2 separate regions of the Homo sapiens genome follow, and region 1 is linked to region 2. Evidence: read pairs that join two places in POLR2A ChIA-PET (ENCODE). Cell type or tissue: GM12878. All regions are shown on one strand. Links, peaks and the distances in the headings refer to the core of each region. The heading gives the core; the rest is flanking DNA.

Region 1 (6,127 bases), core at 738-4,737, 67 kb after region 2:
TTCTGTGTCTGGAACAATTCCTGGTAATTTTAAGCCCTTCACACACAAAAATCAAAGGACCAGATGGGATTTTAGAGTATTTTCCAATCCATATTCCTATCATAAAGCCTAGTAACTGAAGTCACAAATACAAGCAAGGTAATTATCTGATTTTAGAAGGCTTCCACAGAATTCACAGAAATGTAATCCCCTACTGATTCAACTGAGGTCAAACTCAACACTAGTTCACACAGGACAGCAAAACACCATCATTACCACTTGTGTCTGTACAGTAAGGAGTGACCTAATACAAAAGCAAGGTTTGTGGGGCAAAAAGGACACACAGGGACCTTGTGGCATGGGCCCAGCTGCTCCTGCTCACCTTGCTCTCTGCCCACTTGGCTTCTCTGGGCCTCAGATAAATCCCCTTATAAAATAAGAGTCCTATGATGCTATGTTCTTTTTCACTTTAAACTTTTTTCAATTTTTTCTGAGACAGGGTTCTTGCTCTTTCACCCAGGCTGGAGTGCAGTGGCGTGAACACAGCTCACTACAGCCTTGAACTCCCACCTCAGCTTCTGGAGCAGTCAGGACTACAGGCATGTGCTGCCACGCCCAGCTAATTTTAATTTTTTTTTTGGTAGAGATGGGGTCTTGCTCTATTGAACAGGGCTGGTCTCAAACTCCTGGCCTCAAGCGATCCTCCCACCTTAGCCTCCCAAGTGCTGGGATTTCAGGCATCAGCCACTATGCCTGACCTAAAGTCAAACTTTTAAAAGGTACAATATATTGTGTACCTGTTACACTTCCTTCCTGTATTAAAGGCAACCCTTCCCAGAGATAGTACTTTTATTTTACAGATGAACAAACCAGAGCTCAAAGAGGTCAGATGTCTTGACCACAAACAGCTAATAAAAAGAAAAAGTGCAATTCAATTCAAATTCCAGTCTGTGTTGTTCTCAAAAACATTTTGCGAACCTGTCTTAAACGAGGACAAGGGAACAAACTAAACTACAGAGTGGCAAAGATCCAAATGCACATCTTTCCTTCAGGCAGTATAAGGACAGAAAAATAGGACAAGATGGTCTCCTATGCTGTGGGAAAGACAGGGAAATCCTCAGAAAAATGGGTCTAAACACTTGACTCCTAAAAATGTCATCATAAATCCTATCGTCTCCTTACCAACTAACTGCGTAATTTATCAGGAAACACTACTTCCTTCATCTATCTAGACTTATCATATTACAAAGGTACCAAGTTATCTACTTGCAAAAATACCAAATATGGTATGAGGGAAATACTCATACACAGAGTCTGAGGAGCCATCCTTAAAAATTATGGAGTGGGGAGACGGTGATGCATGCAGGGCATTAAACTCCCCACCAAACTAGGGGGAAAAAGCTTCCCAATTTACTAAGTTTTAATATCCCTGAAAACATTAGGATTTCATGAGCAAAATATATTACGCTCATTACATGTCCATTACTAACTGAGCAACTCTATTAAAATGAGAGATGAGAGGATTGCTTGAGGCCAGGAGTTCGAGACCAGTCTGTGTCTTTATTAAAAAAAAAAAAGGGATTATTAAAATAATATTCATTTCTTGTCATACTTGGTATTTTTTCAGATTTTTTCCCTCATGTTTAATGCAACCACTAGGCTCTCCAATACAAGGAAAGTATGTAAAGCACTGCTTGTATTCCTGGTTAAGTGTCAGAACCACATACATTGTGCCATAATAATCCTAAGAGTACCCACTGGCATTCCTGAAGCACTTCAGCTAGTGACACCATTCATCACCCTCAGGCCCAGTTTTAGAGATGAGAAAAATAAAGAAGGGCCACTAGCCTCTCCAGGACACAGATACGTAGGTCCTACAGGTCCTCAAAGGGGAGAGCCCCATATCTCAGTCTTTTTATTAATCATCATCACCTCCGCCATGTCTTTGTAGACATTTTTTCCTTAATTACCACTTCTCATGAAATTCTGATACCACAGATGAAAATACACATATATTTATGTACTGTACTGTTTATCTGTGCTTTATGCATGAAGAGTTGAGTTTTGTTTTTTCACCCTCCAAGAACCAAATTTCAATCCTTTGAGGGAAAAATCAAGACCTAGCTCATTCACTCCACCAAATCACTCAGAACACACGTAAGTCAGAAACTATTAACAAGTTGGGAGCCAAAAGATATTTTTTGATGTGTTGGTTTTACCAGTCAGCAATAGATACAAGGGCTTAATAATTTTCACTTTATCCCTGTTCTTAGCATTTTTATTGCTGGGTGTTAAACAGAAACAGAAGTTCTATCTGTTGTAAAGTTTATTCCACTGGCCTCATTAGGTACATGGTTTTTGCCTTACTTTAAAAATTCTAAAACTATACATGCTCCCACCCACAATATCATGCTTTTGTATTCAAAATCTAGCCAACTTGCTCTGCTCCTGTGTGGGTACCTAAGTACAATGGTGTGTGGGCCAATCTTAAAAAGGGCAGAACAGCCCCCCACCTCCAGCCAAGCTCACCCAATTACTAATATGACAAATACTGACAGCCAAATAAAGTACTACAGTTAAATACTAAAGGCTTTCCCATTTTGGGGGTAGAGGAAGGAAGAGGGCTAAGCCTAGGGAATGGAAAGGAAAAAAATTATGACTGCTTGAGGTGGGTAATAAAAGGAGACAGAAGGGAGAGTAAGTGCTCTAGGTGCCCAGCAGAAAGTATAAAACCCTTTTAAAAGCCCAGCAGACAGTTTGTTCTGGACACCATATTTCATAATCTATTCCTGTCACAAAGTATGTGTATCTGTTTGATTTGGGGGAAAGGGAAGGCTATTTTCCATCCCATAGATCTCCTGGTTTCTAATTTTAAGAGCCAAGAGTCCCATTCTCAAAGATAGGGTAGCACCTCACCTAAACTATCTTCTTTGGTCAATGTGTGCCCTGTACCCACTCATAAATAAGGAACTGCCAGGTCACAGGTCACCTCTAAAATCAGTTACAGAGGATAGGCTACTTTTACTTCCACACAGTCTCATTTCATTTTCTGCTTCTAAACTTTCTCCATGGAGTATCTTTTCTACTCTGGAAAGCTATGTGGATTGTGGTGAGGAGAGTGATAGATACACTGTCTATTATTTCAGGAAACCAAAAGTACAACAAATGCAAGGAATGTTATACTCTATTTACAAAATGCTTTACTAAGTCTCACGCTTATTAAATCACAACTCTGAATTTTTGCTGAGCTTAAGAGCAAACTAGCGGGCCGGGCATGGTGGCTCACGCCTGTAATCCCAGCACTTTGGGAGGCCGAGGAGGGTGGATCACCAAGTCAAGAGATCGAGACCATCCTGGCCAACATGGCGAAACCCCATCTCTACTAAAAATACAAAAAAATTAGCCGGGCATGGTAGCAGGTGCCTGTAGTCCCAGCTACTCGGGAGGCTGAGGCAGGAGAATGGCGTGAACCCGGGAGGTGGAGATTGCAGCAAGCGGAGATCGCCCCACTGCACTCCAGCCTGGGCGACAGAGCAAGACTCCGTCTCAAAAAAAAAAAAAAAAAAAAAAAAAAAAAAAAAAAAAAAGTTTGGCATTCCTCAAGGTTTGCTTTTTGATATTGTTCTAACTCTACAGTTTCACTTTAGAAAGAGCCAACCTCTGCACAAACTTCATTGCTGCCTGTATTCTATTTGGATATGCCCAAATCTCTGCAGCCTAAACCAGCATATCTAACAGCCCAATACATCTCTTTCCCTCTATGTCTCACAAGAACCACAAACTTAACCATAACCAAATGGAACTCAGTATGTTCCAAAAAATATTCTATCTCCCATATTACCTTGCCCAATTAATAGTACGCATAGCCACCAAGCTGCCTTGTACATTGCCTCTACTAGTGAACTCAAACCAACTGGGCTTAAATCGCCAGCCCATATCCTTCACAGTAGTGGCTGTGGTTTTATTACATACCTATGTAGACACTCAACATGTTTGAGAAATGAGTTAGTCTCTCCTTTAGCAAACAGCAGCTTACATTTAGTAAAGATTTATTATGTACCAGAATTCATGACAAATTAGGCCATTTCATCTTCACAACTCTGTAAGGTGTATAGGTACTATAACCATTTTACAGATGAAGAATCTAAGGTCCACCCAGAAAAACCAGATACCTTGCCCAAGGAGACAGAGCTTACAAGTGGAAGAGGCAGGATCGGAACCCAGGTCTGACCAATTCCAGAGTCCATGTCTGTAACCACTATGTAAACTTCCCTCCCTGTGTTGTTTTATACCATCTTTAATGGACCCCCAAAGATCATCGTCCATACTATTTCTGACCAGTACGTCCTGTAATCAGTCATCTGACAGGTTTCTATTAGGGTTGTCTATTTTCTGCAGCTGTAGGGGATGGAGGTATTTCAGATTTAAGACTATTATGGACAATGAACTCAGAATAACAGGATTACTCTAAACTGCTTCACAGACAAGTATCTAGTACCCAATCTAATCTCTCCATTCTATCCAAACATAAAAACCCAGCCAAGCAGAAAAAGGCAGTGTTTTGAGGTCCATTTAGGAAAAAAATCTACTAACTACTTATTTACTTAGGTCAATTCTCACAGGGAAAAAGCATCTCTCATTTTTCAGAAGACAGAGCAGTCTGAAAACATCGAAATTGTTTTTATTTGGTAGTTTTGAGCCTAACACCCAAACTTCTAATGGCAGACCATGAAGAGTAAAATCAAACGAATCTTGTACTGGCCACCTTTATTTTTAGGACATTCTCTGGCAGTTCTAGTATCAAATGATTGCTATAATGAGAATATGTGAGCTCCACAAGCTGGCAGGTGTCCGACACCAACCCCACTGCAGCTCCATCTGCTGCCCACCCAGAGGCTTATGTTTACAGTGGGAAAAGTCCATCAAGGGGGCAGAAACGAATGGCTCATCTTACGCTAGATCTCCTACGGTTAACTTTCTCAAAACAAAACAAACAAAAAACAAAACCCCGAAACCTCTAAATTAGAACCATTTAAATCTTCCTGGACAGAACTTTATATCCAAGAAATTCTAAATCCTACTTTAATGAATTCTACTTTGCTATAAATAATGGTACAGAAAAGTCAGCTATTCTTTTACTCAGAATAAATCAGTTTTGCATTTTTAATAAAAGTGAAACACAGAAGACTAGATGGGGACAGGTTATTCTGGTGAGAAGATGACTTAAAAGGTTCACCTTATACAACTGTGGTAGTAATGGATTGCTTGGTTTAACTTGAAAAGGAACATCTGGTACAATCTATACCAAAGCGAAAAAGTTCAAATTAAAGTACAACAAAGAAAAAAGAAAGTACAATGGAACTATGGGGGATAGAAAGAAAATGAGTGAAAGAAAAAAAACCGCCAGTACAATGAGTCATTAAAAGATAAAATAGAAGTGGTTAGAAACAATTAATAACCAGTGGGTGCCCAGGGGTTGCTCAGGAGCACCAAAAAGATGAACAGAATGGCTAGAGGAATGGACTCACACTCAGCATGCCCAACCCAACCCATCAGCTGCCCATGTCTCCCTTCTATTGAAATTGCCCATTTCTACCTGTAGAAATACCATTTTTCACACTATTTCTCCTCTTTCCTCTCTTTCATAGTCGTACCTAATCACATATCAAGTCTTACTCTTCCTTTAAAACACATGTAAACATAACAAGGATGTTTACCTAAGCATTATTTTAATAGCGGGAGGCAGAAAGGAAACACCCTACAATGTCCAGTAGTAGAACAGTTAAATATTTATTTATAGTGCATTCATATAATGAAATACCTTGCAGCCGTTACAAATTTCAGAGCAGAACTTGGAAAAAAAAAATCATGGAGATGCTGAGCTTCAGCCCTGATCAAATCTTATCTGATCTCTATACTACCTTTCAACGTTTCGATTATGTGAGCCAATACACACATAACTCGACTGTGTAGGCTAGTATAACACATTCTGTTAACTGCAAATAACAGTGGCTTAACACAATGGGAAAATGTTTATTTTTCTAAAAGGCAAGTTATATACAGTATGGTCTCTACTTTTAAAATGCCCAGGACAGGAATAGTGGTTCACACCTGTAATCCCAGCACTTTGGGAGGCTGGCACAGGCAA
Region 2 (6,127 bases), core at 1,027-5,026:
GCCTTGGCCTCCCGAAGTGCTGGGATTACAGACGTGAGCCACTGCGCCCAGCCTTTTTTTTTTTTTTTTTTTAGACAGAATCTTGCTGTGTTGTCCAGGCTGGAGTACAGTCATACAGTAGTGTGATCTTGGCTCACTGCAACCTCCGCCTCCAGGGTTCAAGCGACTCTCCTGCCTCAGCCTCCTGAGTAGCTGGTACTACAGGCACATGCCACCAAACCTGGCTAATTTTTGTACTTTTAGTGGAGATGACGTTTCACCACATTGGCCAGGCTTGTCTCAAACTCCTGACCTCAAGTGATCTGCCCACTTTGCCCTTCCAAAGTGCTGGGATTACAGGCATGAGCCACTGTGCCTGGCCTGATTTTTTTTTTTGTAAAGACAGTCTCGCTCTGTTGCCCAGGCTGGAGTGCAGTGGCACAATCTTGGTTCACTGCAACCTCTGCCTCCTGGGTTCAAGCAATTCTCTTGCCTCAGCCTCCTGAGTAGCTGGGATTACAGATGCCCTCCACCATGCCCGGCTAATTTTTGTATTTTTAGTAGAGATGGGATTTCACCATGTTGGTCAGGCTGGTCTCGAACTCCTGACCTCAGGTGATCCACCTGCCTCAGCCTCCCAAAGTGCTAGGATTACAGGCATGAGCCACGGCGCCCGGCCAACGTTTTTTTTTTTTTTTTTTTTTTTTTTAAATGAGACTACTTACATGGTGTTGTGTATTTCCATGAGGAACACCATAATGCCTGCTTGTCTGTCATTTTGTGATGTTTGCAGCCATCGTGTCTCAAAAAAGAATTGGTTCCTGGCCAGATGCGGTGGCCCACACCTGTACCAGCACTTTGGGAGGCCAAGCTGGGTTGGTCATCTTGAGGTCAGGAGTTTGAGACCAGCCTGGCCAACATTGTGAAACCCCTGACCTCAAGTGATTTGCCTGCTTCAGCCTCCCAAAGTGCTAGGATTACAGGCATGAGCCACCGTGCCTGGCCTTAATTTTTGGTAGAGACAGCATAGGATCTCCCTATGCTGCTCAGGCTGGTCTTAAACTCCTGGGCCTCCCAAAGTCCTGGGATTACAGGTGTAAGCCACCATGCCTGGCCTTTACCAAAGAAATCTTTGCCTAGTCAAAGGTTATAAAGATTTTCTCCTATGTTTTCTAATAGAAATTTTATAGTTTTAGGTTTTACATCTAGGTCTCTGATCCATTTTTAGTTATTTTTTGTTTGGTATGAGATATTGAAGGTTTTTTTCTTGTACTTGGATATTTAATTGTTCTAGTACATGGAACTCTGTTTTTGTTGAAAAGTCTATTCTTTCTCCACTAAACTGCTCTGTTCATGTTTGTTGAAAATCAGTTCATGTGTACACAAAATGATGACCTTTTTTCTTTTTTCACTCAATGCAAGTAATGATAAGCATTGTCCACACAGGAAAAAGATAGTTAAAGGTGTTGCCGGGCACGATGGCTCACGCCTGTAATACCAGCACTTTGGGAGGCCGAGGTGAATGGGTCACCTAAGGTCAGAAGTTCAAGACCAACCTGGCCAACATGGTGAAACCCCGTCTCTACTAAAAGTACAAAAATTAGCTGGGCATGGTGGCAGGTGTCTGTTATCCCAGCTACTCAGGAGGCTGAAGCAGGAGAATCACTTGAACCCAGGAGGCGGAGGTTGCAGTGAGCTGAGATCACACTACTGCACTCCAGCCTGGGTGGCAAGAGTGAGACTCCATCTCAAAAAAAAAAAAGATGTTAAGGTGGGCTTGGTGCAGTGACTCATGCCTGTAATCCCAGCACTTTGCGAGGCCGAGACAGGTGGATCACTTGAAGTGAGGAGTTCGAGACCAGCCTGGCCAACATGGTGAAACCCCGTCTCTACTAAAAATACAAAAATTATCTGGGCGTGGTGGTGGGCACCTGTAATCCCAGCTACTCAGGAGGCTGAGGCAGGAGAATCACTTGAACCTGGGAGGAGGAGGTTGCAGTGAGCCGAGATCACTCCACTCCAGCCTGGACAACACAGCAAGACTCCATCTCAAAAATAAACAAAAATAAATAAATAAATAAAAATAAAGATGTTAAGTTGGCCCATAATGGGCAGAACCTAAAAAAGAAATTTGACTTCCTGTTCTAGTCGAAAGCGTCCCTCACTGTGGTCTTCCGGGCTGCACTGTCCTCCCTCACTCCCTCTGTCTCCTTGCTTAGGGATTGCCTTATTTCCCCATGCAAGTGCAGCCCTCATGTTTTATCTCTGTTGTCCAGGTCAGTTTGTGAACTGATTGCTAACCTCTTTCCAGATCATCTCTTTGGCTAAGGAGATCTTTGGCCCTACTTTGTTTTCCTGAACTAGAGCAAACCCACATTTTAGAATGGGCCTCTTCAAAGGCCAATCAGCAGATAAGCCAGGAAGGACCTTTGACTACAGGCTAATTGTAGGGTGACTTAGACCCAGGGCACCACAGATGGTCAGAACTGGAAAGATTCATGGAGGTCATTTCATCTGGCCGGGGCCCAGAAGGACTAGGAGATGTGCCTGCAGTCCCTCAAGGTCAGGTGGCAAATTGGTGGCTGGGATGAGATGAGACTGGAGGTAGATGCTAGTTTTCCTGGGCTGACCCGGATTGTAGTTTTTATATATTTCAAATTTGGCCATTTCATTTTAAGTTAAATATGTTTAGTAAATCTGAAAAGAGAAACCAGAAAGTAACGGTTCCCGTCAGCTTGGGGAAGTGAATCCTTCTGTGACTTCACCAACACTTACCCTAAAGAGGCCTATAAAAAGCTCCTTTGGACTTCCCCCGCCTCCTAAGAAGGAGTAAATATCTCCTTGGCCTTGACCAAATAGAGTTGGTATTTAGCAGCTGCTTGAGCTGATGCTTCTGAGGCAAATGAGTCTCTTAACATCTAACTGAGTTGGTCAGCTCTCTGTAAGAGGCCTGAAAGTCAGAAGGCAACTTGCTGTGTGTCTCTGGCAAGTAACTTTCCTTCTCTGGGCTGCAGTTCCTTCATCTGTTCAGATGGAGTTGGACTACAGGGTAGGTCAAGCCTTGCTGCCTCTGCACCTCCACAGTTCTAAAATATAATCTGCATTTTTTTTTTTTTTTGAGACGGAGCCTCGCTCTGTTGCCCAGGCTGGAGTGCAGTGGCGCAATCTCGGCTCACTGCAAGCTCTGCCTCCCGGGCTCAAGCCATTCTGCCTCAGCCTCCCGAGTAGCTGCGACTACGGGCACCTGCCACCACGCCCAGCTAATTTTTTGTATTTTTAGTAGAGACGGGGTTTCACCGTGTTAGCCATGATGGTCTCGATCTCTTGACCTCGTGATCCACCTGCCTCAGCCTCCCAAAGTGCTGGGATTACAGGCGTGAGCCACTGTGCCCGGCCTTTTTTTTTTTTTTTTTTTTTTTTAATGGAGATGGAGTCTCACTATGTTGTCCAGGCTGGTCTCGAGCTCCTGGCCTTAAGCAATCACCTCGCTTCAGCCTCCCAAAGTGCTGGGATCAAGGGTTTGAGCCACCATATGCCTGGACTTAAAAAAAACAACAACTCATCAAATATTGAGGGCCTGTTTTGGCCAGACACTGTTTTAGATGTTGGAGATTCAGCAGTGAATCAATCAGAATTCTTGCCCTCTTGGATCAGGCTTTCTTTCACTCAGCAATATGCAGCTAAGGTTTTTCCACAATTTCTCCTGGCCTGATAGTGTGTTTCTTTTTGGTGTGGAATAACATTTCATTGTGCGGTTCCAGCACACAGTTTGCTTATCCATTCACCTATTAAAGGATGTCTTAGCTGGGCACAGTGGCTCATGCCTGTAATCCCAGCACTTTGGGAGGCCGAGGTGGGCAGATCACGAGGTTAGGAGTTCGAGACCAGCCTGGCCAACATAGTGAAACCCCCGTCTCTACTAAAAATACAAAAAATTAGCTGGACGTGGTGGTAGGCGCCTGTAATCCCAGCTACTTAGGAGGCTAAGGCAGGAGAATTGATTGAACCTGGGAGGCGGAGGTTGCAGTGAGCTGAGATCATGCCATTGTACTCCAGCACAGGTGACAGTGCGAGACTCCGTCTCAAAAAACCCAAAAAAACAGGACATCTTAGTTGCTTCCAAGCTTTAGCATTTATGAATAAAGTTGCCATAAGCCTTCATGTGCAGGTTTTTGCATGGATATAAATCTCCATCATTTTATTTTATTTTATTTTATTTTTAAATGAGACGGGGTGTGCCCAGGCTGGTCTTGAACTCCTGACCTCAAGCAATCCACCCACCTTGGCCTTCCAAAGTGCTGAGATTACAGGCATGAGCCACTATGGCCGGCCTTCATTTTATTTTTTAAAACTTAATAGAGCTAAAGGGCTGAGGAAATAATGAGAAGCCAACCACTGATGGAGGATTCTGGAGGAAGTTCTGATAGGCTGCAAGCCCCAAAGATAGGGGCACCTTGGCAACAGTTCCTTTTTTTCTTTGTTCTTTCAGATTTACTCAGCAAATGACTCAAACACCAGTAAACTAAAATAAAAAAAAAAAAGAAAGAAAGAAAGAGAGGATTCACTGTCCAGTAACTTTCAATAGCTGATTTCTTACCCATTTTGACTTTCTTCTGTTGCTCTTCTCAGGGGAGTCAAACATCAAGAGGCTACAGGGCGCCGGGTGCGGTGGCTCACGTCTGTAATGCCGGCACTTCAGGAGGTCGAGGCGGGCGGATCATCTGACGTCAGGAGTTTGAGACCAGCCTGGCCAACGTGGTGAAACCCTGTCTCTACTAATAATAAAAAACTAGCTGGGTGAGGTGGCTCATGCCTGTAATCCCAGCACTTTGGGAGGCCGAGGCAGGCAGATCACTTGAGGTTAGGAGTTTGAAACCAGCCTTGCCAACATGGTGAAACCCCGTCTCTACTAAAACTATAAAAATTATCTGGGCGTGGTGGCACCTGCCTGTAATCCCAGCTACTCTGGAGGCTGAGGCAGGAGAATGGCTTGAATCCGGGAGGCGGAGGTTGCTGTGAGCTGAGATCGCGCCATTGCACTCCAGCCTAGGCAACAGGAGCGAAACTCCGTTGTTTCGCTACAGGAAATTCCAAAAAGAGGCTACAGGAAATGTCAATACCAGGCCAGAGAAGAAGGGTTCCCAAGTTTGCTGGAGGGTCTCAAGGCTTCCAGCTTTGTGGTTTTCGGCATTTGGTTCTCTTTGACCAGATCATCAACTGTTGTGGGTGACCACGCCTCCTCACTCATCACCTGTTTCTGAGCTTCTGTGAGAAAGAATTTTCTGGCTGGGCGCGGTGGCTCACTCCTGTAATCCCAGCACTTTGGGAGGCCGAGGTGGGTGGATCAACTGAGGTCAGGAGTTCAAGACCAGCCTGGCCAACATGGTGAAACCCCTTCTCTACTAAATATACAACAAAAATTAGCCAGGCGTGGTGGAAGGTGCCTATAATCCCAGCTACTCGGGAGGCTGAGGCAGGAGAATCGCTTGAACCTGGGAGGCAGAGGTTGCAGTGAGCCAAGATCACGCCACTGCACTCGAGCCTGGGCAACAAGAGCGAAAATCTGTCTCAAAAAATAAAATAAAAGGAATTTTTGCTGTGTCTGTGGGAAGCCCATCTTCACCCTGCCTGCCATCAAATGCACACAGAGAACAGAGTGCAGCCCTGTCGTGAAGGTAGAGGTGTCTGTGTGTGGAAGGGTTGACATGTCCCACATCCACCGCAAACCATGTCTTCTTTTATTTTTTATTTTTTGAGACAGAGTCTCGCTCTGTAGCCCAGGCTGGAATGTAGTGGCAGCGGTTTTGGCTCACTGCAACCTCTGTCTCCAAAGTTTCAGCAGTTCTCCTGCCTCAGCCTCCTGAGTAGCTGGGATTACAGGCACGCGCCACCACACCCAGCTAATTTTTTATTATTAGTAGAGACAGAGTTTCACCATGTTGGCAAGGCTGGTCTCGAACTCCTAACCTCAGGTGATCTGCCTTCCTCGGCCTCCCAAAGTGCTGGGATTCCAGGCGTGAACCACCGCGCCTAGCCACAGACCACGTCTTCTTCCGTGACAATTTACGGTTCCTGACTCAAGGATGACTACCTCTCCCAGCACTTTGGAAGGCTGAGGCAGGAGGATTACTTGAGCCCAGGAGTTCAA

What was found. ChIA-PET counts read pairs that join two places held together with the same protein. Peaks named below come from ENCODE experiments on the same cell type or tissue, not always from the same donor. Only the 100,000 strongest peaks of a DNase experiment are listed, where the experiment ranks them.
Region 1: POLR2A ChIA-PET joins it to region 2 with 6 read pairs; 13 of 35 experiments call an interaction of 5 or more read pairs at or near these places.

The regions. Positions count from the first base shown.
Region 1 is chr17:75,360,333-75,366,459 of GRCh38, forward strand. All of the region lies in intron 2 of GRB2 (growth factor receptor bound protein 2), which reads right to left. Among named protein-coding and RNA genes, the nearest start is that of GRB2, 42 kb to the right of the region's middle. In GM12878, for the core only: no CTCF peak of the experiment used is centred there; no DNase peak of the experiment used is centred there; H3K4me3 peaks cover 458 bases; H3K27ac peaks cover 1,641 bases.
Region 2 is chr17:75,293,103-75,299,229 of GRCh38, forward strand. LOC124904059 (a long non-coding RNA gene) reads left to right here and starts at 2,417. Exons shown (of 2, transcript XR_007065908.1): 1 at 2,417-2,541; 2 at 4,609-4,777. RefSeq lists a silencer at 1,435-1,624 and enhancers at 2,675-2,734, 2,815-2,904, 2,925-2,974, 3,015-3,064, 4,477-4,736 and 1 more. In GM12878, for the core only: no CTCF peak of the experiment used is centred there; DNase peaks (open chromatin) are centred at 2,369, 2,819 and 4,519; H3K4me3 peaks cover 2,233 bases; H3K27ac peaks cover 4,000 bases.